Regions from separate parts of the Homo sapiens genome. Here region 1 is linked to region 2. The links are chromatin contacts, found by POLR2A ChIA-PET in ENCODE. All regions are on one chromosome and are shown on one strand. Each heading gives the region's core, a stretch centred on a gene start or an enhancer-like site at or near the end of the contact. The rest is flanking DNA. Distances are from core to core; before and after follow the strand shown.

Region 1 (3,368 bases), core at 869-3,368, 6.9 Mb after region 2:
AAGAGGCCGGGCTCACGCCTGTAATTCCAGCACTTTGGAGGCTGAGGCAGGCGGGTCACAAGATCAAGAGATCGAGACCATCCTGGCCAGGAAGGTGAAACCCCATCTCTACTAAAAATACAAAAATCAGCTGGCTGTGGTGGCGTGCACCTGTAGTCCTAGCTACTCGGGAGACTGAGGCAAGACAATTGCTTGAACCCGAGGGGTGAAGGTTGCAGTGAGCAGACATCAAGCCACTGCACTCTAGCCTGGCGACAGAGTGAGACTCCGTCTCAAAAAAAAAAAAAAAAAAAAAAAGAGTATGCCTTTAGGGAAGCCATTTAACCTGCATGAACCTCCTTTTGCAAGATTCACTGTTTCCAACAACTCTGTAAGTGAAGTATTAACAAACTCATGTTGTATATGAGAAAACTTAGGCTAGGAGAAGTGAAGAGATCTGCTGGAGGCCATGCAGTTGGGCAGCGCAGCCACCCATGGGTACCTGACTGGGGAGCCCACCTTCTAGTAAGCCCCACGTTGTGTGGGTTCACATGCCTCCCAATTTCCTCCTGCTGATAAAGCTGCCCTCTTCCAAGCCAGCTCATTTATTTTTCTTTTTTTTAGAGATAGTGTCTTGTTCTGTCACCTAGGCTAGAGTGTAGTAGCACAATCATAGCTCACTGCAGCCTCAACCTCCTAGGCTCAAGTGATCCTCCCACCTCAGCCTCCTGCGTAGCTGGGACTACAGGCACGCACCACCATGCCTGGCTAATTTTTAAAAATTTTTTGTAGAGATGAGGGTTTCACTATACCGCCCAGGCTAGTCTCGAACCCTTGGGCTCAATACAGCCTCTTGCCTCAGCCTCTCAAAGTGCTGGGATTAAAGGGATGAGCCACCATGCCCAGCCTCTCAAGCCAGCTTTGAAGGCAAAGTGCTGGCGCCTGCTGGGACCAGACACACTGTGCATCTTGCAGGAGAGACAATGTGTTCCCAGCTGAGAGACTGCAGACACTGAGAGGAAGACCCAGAAAGAAACCTGACCATCCTTAATGATCCCTGTCCCGATCTGTCCCCAAATTCAGCCCCTCCCAACATCCCTGGGGTTCCACTAGCCACGTGCCCACCCGGTGTGCTGGTGGGCCGGAGAGCAGGGAATCTCAGCAGCAGGAAGCGAGAACCTATTTCACCGCCATAGGGCAGGGCAGTATAGATGCCATTTCCCTGGGTCCAAAGAGCATTGGGAAGCGCTGCCCCATGCTGGCCCCATGAGAAGGGCACTCCTAGCAGGAAGATTAGCCACGAGGGGCTCCATAGAACACAGGCCTCGCTTCCTTCCTGTAGGTCTGTAGGCTGGTGGCAGAAGACCCCATTTTCCCAAATTAATCCTGAGGTTTTGGGGGCTGAGACCCAGGGGCTGCTGTTAACTTCCGGATTTATCTCTGAGAGCAGTGAATAAACGCGTGATATGGAGGGGCGTACTCTCCGCAGTCCTGAAACTTCTGGATGTGAGGTCCCGCCACCCTGTGGTAGAGTGGGTGGAGAAAAGCATCATCCAAGCAGGGGGCAACTGGTGGTCCAATGTACCAGCCCATTCACAATTCCCCAACAGGACCAAAGCTGTCCGCCCCCTTCCATTCCCCGCCCGCTTCCATCACTTGGTGTCGCCCAAGCCTGTGGTCGCCCCTAGCAACGCCCTCCCTCACTTCGCAGTCGGTTTCCCCTTTCATCATCGCCCCCCCACGTCCCGCTCTTGGTCTCTCCCGATCCCGCGTGGATCCGGTGCTTGGGCGCCCCCGCCAACGACCCCCGCGCACCTCAGCGTTGGTGTCGCCCGGTTCCCCCCGCGCACGCGCACCGTGGTATTTCCCGCCACGCTCCTACACCGCCCCCCCCAATACCTGGTTGGTCACGTCCCCCGGGAGGCCCCGGATCAGTATCTTGCGGCGGTTACGGAACTGGCGCTCGGTGTGTTCCAGGCGTTTCCGGATCTCTTCTGGATCTAGAGGCGGCAGCTCTTCTTCCGGCGCCCGGCGCTCCGCGGCATCGCCGGCTTCGACTTCGGCCCCAGACTTAGGGCTCAGCGGGGGCCGGTGAGTAACGGACACGTCCGCCGCCATCTTGGGAAACCCGGCGCCTTCTGGGACCAGCGAGCCGGGGCGGAGCGGCATAGAGCGGCAACGAGGGCGCGCCCGTCGATTGGCTGGGAGAAACCCCACCTCCTTCCCGCCCCCCTTGCCCCGTTGGCTAAGCCCCAGCCCACCTCTCAAGAGTTCAAGCTGCGTCTGCGCGCCACAGGCCCCGCCCCCTTCCGTCGCAGCGACGCTACTCAGTGGATGTGCACCTGGGTGGGAGAGACTTGCAGCGCGGGTGGAATCAAACCACAGATTAGGGAGTTTGAAGGCTTTATTGGTGCGGAATCTGAGGGCACAGCCAAGCCCCCGCCAACTTTGATCCCGGATCCCAGCGTCACTCAGCTCTGGACGGTTCTTCCCCCATTGCTTCTGTCGGCTGCATAGACGTGAGGGGCAGATAGGTGCTCTCCTCCCTAACATGGTAACTGCCGCTCCGTTGGTGCTCCCTGAAGACGTACATTAAGGCCAGTACGATAGTCACCACGCCCAGGGTCAGTAACACCGCCACGAAGACGGGGACAAAGTGGGAGCTCCCAGCTGTGCAGAGAAAGCGCTAAGTCAATATGCGTCCCTTCTGTCTCCAACCCCCCCGCCCCCCGGCTTACCGGTCCAGACCCGCAGCCCCGTGTTAGCTCACCCTCAATGTCCATCACCACGACCAGGGTGTATTTGCCTCGTGAGCTGGACGCTTGGCACTGATAAGTACCATTATGTGTTACGTTGACGAAGAACGGGATCCCCACCGGCACCTCCCGGCTGGAGCCTTCCTTCAAACACCGCAGCTCGGGGTACGGGTTGCCCCTGGCTTGGCACTGCAGGACGTGTCTCGTTTTATCTTTCCATTTCAAGTGCTGGGGGCATGTGGCTCGGTCAATTTTGGGACCATCTGTGGAACCACCATGTGTGATCAGACACCCAACACACCCGAGGCACAGTGGTGCAGAGGAGCGTCTAATCTTTCCAGGGCAGGGGTGGAGGGATTAAAGGTCAGGGTGACCGACTCACACAGGACTCGCAGCTGGACGCTACTGTTCCTGTGCAAGAACTCGCCGTCCACCTCGAGAGTGGCACTGCAGAAGAAGCTGCGTCCGTCGTCACTCTCGGTAGCATTTAGCTGAAGTTGAGCTGGCTGCCCCGGGGCCGCGGCCGGAACTCCGTCCAGCGTGACCTGGACTCGAGCCCCAGCCATGCAACTCACGGTCACTGTGGACCCCTCATGGGCGGTGGGCTCGCTGAGGTTCACAATGGGTCCTAGG
Region 2 (3,401 bases), core at 678-3,177:
CTCCCTCTCTCCCCGTCGTCCACTCCCAGCCACACAGACCTCCTCGCCGTTCCTCCAGTGCACCAGACCCAGTCCTGCCTCAGGGCCGCTGCACATTCTGTTACCTCTGTCTAAACAGCCAACTAACTGCTCGCTTGTTCTCTCCAGATCTCCCCTGGTCTCAGCTCAAATGCCCCCTTCTCAGAGAGGTCTACCCTAAACCCCTTCAGCATAAGCAGCCTCTGGCTACCCTCAATCTTTTTTTTTTTTTTTTTTTGAGACAGAGTCAGGCTCTGTCGCCCAGGCTAGAGTGCAATGGCGCAATCTCGGCTCACTGCCATCCCCGCCTCCTAGGTTCACGCCATTCTCCTGCCTCAGCCTCCCGAGTAGCTGGGACTACAGGCGCCCACCACCACACCCGGGTAATTTTTTGTACTTTTAGTAGAGATGGGGTTTCACCGTGGTAGCCAGGATGGTCTCGATCTCCTGACCCTGTGATGCACCCGCCTCGGCCTCCCAAAGTGCTGGGATTACAGGCATGAGCCACCGCGCCCAGCCTGGCTACCCTCAGTCTCAGCCCTCTGTTTTCTTTCCTTCAGAGGAAGTTAGTGATTGCCTATGGATTTGCTTAGTTGTTTAGTGACTGCACGGGTGTCTGCTCATCTCCCCAGTGGAATGTCACCTCCTCCAGGGCAGAGGCTTTGTCTGTCTACATCTCTGTTGTGCCCTCAGGGCTTAGAATGGGGCCTGATGCAGAGTGGGTGCTCAATAAATACTTGTAGAAAGAAAAGAAGGAGAGAGGGAGGGATGAAGCAGAGAGAAGAAGACAAGAGAGGATATATGGGGAGAGGAAGGAGGAGAGATGAAAAAGAAGGAAGGGGCCAAGTGCGGTGGCTCACGCCTGTAATCCCAGCACTTTGGGAGGCCAAGGCAGGTGGATCACCTGAGGTCAGGAGTTCGAGACCAGCCTGACCAACATGGTGAAACCGTCTCTACTAAAAATACAAAAATTAGTCGGGCATGTTGGCACACACCTATAATCCCAGCTAGTCGGGAGGCTGAGGCAGGAGAATCGCTTGAACCCAGGAGGCAGAGGTTGTGGTGAGCCGAGATTGTGCACCCTGGGCGACACAGCGAGACTCTGTCAAAAAAAAAAAAAAAAAAGAAGAAGAAGAAAGAAGGAAAGAAAGAAAGAAAAGAAAGAGAGAGAGAAAAAGAAGGGCCGGGTGCGGGGGCTTACGCCTGTAATCCCAGCACTTTGGGGGACTGAGGTGGGTGGATCACCTGAGGTCAGGAGTTTGAGACTAGCCTGATCAACATGGAGAAACCCTGTCTCTACTGAATATACAAAAATTAGCCAGGCGTGGAGGCACATGCCTGTAATCCCAGCTACCCGAGAGGCTGAGGCAGGAGAATTGCTTGAACCCGGGAGACAGAGGTTGCAGTGAGCTGAGATCGCGCCATTGCACTCTAGCCTGGGCAACAAGAGTAAAAACTCCGTCTCAAAAAAAAAAAAAAGAAAAGAAAAGAAAAAGAAGGAAGGGGCCAGGGCGCAGTGGCTTACACCTGTAATCCCAGTACTTTGGGAGGCCGAGTCAGGTGGATGACCTGAGGTCAGGAGTTCAAGACCAGCCTGGCCAACATGGCGAAACCCCATCTGTACTAGGAGGACACGGGAGGCTGACGCAGGAGAATTGCTTGAACCCAGGAGGAGGCGGAGGTTGCAGTGAGCCGAGATCACGCCACTGCACTCCAGCCTGGGGGATAGAGTGAGACTGTCTCAAAAAAAAAAAAGGAAAGGAAAAGAAGGAAGGAAGAGAAAGCGAGTGGGTGAGGCGTCCTTCTTGGAAGGACCGGAACAGGCATGCACAGGGAGGCTGGAAGGTTCTCGGAGGTTCACAGGCCTGAGGCCACTCCTCACTGGCCCCCGGTGACTCCTCCGTCTGTGACCCGGGTCCTCCGCGGCCTCCTGTGATCCCCAGACGCCTCTCTCCAAGCCAGATGTTGGAGGGAGGTGGGGGCAGCGGCGCTTGGCCTGGTCCCCTGGGGAGCTTGGGCGTCTGGTAGAGGAAATCACGTCCTCCCAGCTCGCCAGGGAGTCCCCCAGAGATGGAGCTGAGCAGGCGCTGCACAAACAGGAAACCCCGGTCGGGGGAGGCGGAGGGGGCGTGCTGACACCAGCTGGCCAGCTGGGTCAGCAGGAAACGGCTCTGGCCACTTCTCCTGGACACTCGGGGGCCACCGCTCTGTCCTCTTCAGAATGCGTGGCCCTGAACCTCCCAGCGCGGGGCAGGGTTGGTTCATTGCCTTCACTCAGCAAATGACTGTAACAGGGGGCCGGGTGCGGTGGCTCACGCCTGCAATCCCAGCACTTTGGGAGGCTGAAGCGGGAGGATCGCTTGAGCCCAGGAGTTCAAGACCAGCCTGGGTAATATAGCAAGACCCTATCTCTACCCAAAAAAAAAATATACACACACACACACACACACACACACACACACACACACTAGCCCCAGGAGTTCAAGACCAGCCTGGGTAATATAGCAAGACCCTATCTCTACCCCAAAAAAAAAAAAAAAAATATATACACACACACACACACACACACACACACACACACACACACACTAGCCAAACACGGAGGTGCATGCCTGTAATCCCAGCTACTTGGGAGGCTGAGGTGGGAGGATCGCCTGAGCCCAGGAGTTTGAGACCAGCCTGGGTAACATAGCAAGACCCTATCTCTACAAAAAGTAATAATAATAATACAAAAATTAGCCAAGGGTGGTGATGCGTGCCTGTAGTCCCAGCTACTTGGGAGGCTGAGGCAGGAGCATCACTTCAGCCCAGGAGTTCGAGGCTGCAGTGAGCTATGATTGCACCGCTGCACTCGAGCCTGGGCAACAGAGCAAAATTCTGTCTCTAAAAAAGAAAGATTGTAACAGGGGGACTGGCGGGGGTTTGGGTCTGCAGAACTGGACACAGCCCTGAGCTCCCTGCAGTCCGTGCTGCCCCCTGGGGGCCGGGAGAGGAACTGCTCCCACCGCCACCCAAAAGCCAAGAGCCTGTCCCACCTCCAAACCTACCAGGCTCCCTGGCTCTTTCCACTCCAACCCTGCTGGCCTGCAACTTGCCAAGTGCATTTCTACCCGGAGGCCTTTGCACGGGCTGTTCCCAGTGCCGGGAACATCGTGGCCCTCAGGGAGGTGATGAAACATCATCCCCATCGGAGAAGCCAACAGTCACGGGGCGGTTGCCAGGCGCTGTTCTCGGAGCTTTGCAGATTTTAACAAGTTCCTTCCTCTTATCCAGTCTCATCTTGAGGTCTGTAAAATGCCACCATCTCGGTCAGGCTTTCTCTGAGCCCTGGGTGTAAAATAGCCTCCCTCCCCACCCTAGCTAGTTCCCCACCAGCCGCCTGC

What was found. ChIA-PET counts read pairs that join two places held with the same protein, here RNA polymerase II (POLR2A).
Region 1: POLR2A ChIA-PET joins it to region 2 with 11 read pairs in HEK293T. The contact joins the promoter of RAVER1 here to the enhancer-like site in region 2. POLR2A ChIA-PET finds 5 or more read pairs at or near these places in 2 of 52 experiments (AG04449 and HEK293T).

What each region holds. Positions count from the first base shown.
Region 1 is chr19:10,331,411-10,334,778 of GRCh38, forward strand. It overlaps RAVER1 (ribonucleoprotein, PTB binding 1), which reads right to left and starts at 2,119. Exons shown (of 13, transcript NM_133452.3): 1 at 1,879-2,119. The coding sequence starts at 2,097. It overlaps ICAM3 (intercellular adhesion molecule 3), which reads right to left. Exons shown (of 7, transcript NM_002162.5): 5 at 3,118-3,368; 6 at 2,750-2,998; 7 at 2,366-2,649. The coding sequence ends at 2,447. RefSeq lists enhancers at 596-1,512, 1,513-2,429, 1,920-2,139, 2,380-2,519, 3,144-3,368 and a silencer at 1,524-1,747.
Region 2 is chr19:3,426,689-3,430,089 of GRCh38, forward strand. The region is part of intron 3 of NFIC (nuclear factor I C); the gene reads left to right. Among named protein-coding and RNA genes, the nearest start is that of SMIM24, 52 kb to the right of the region's middle. Within about 2 kb of position 1,928, at least 31 of the 41 ENCODE cell types and tissues checked have a DNase peak (open chromatin) inside an H3K27ac peak, as active enhancers do.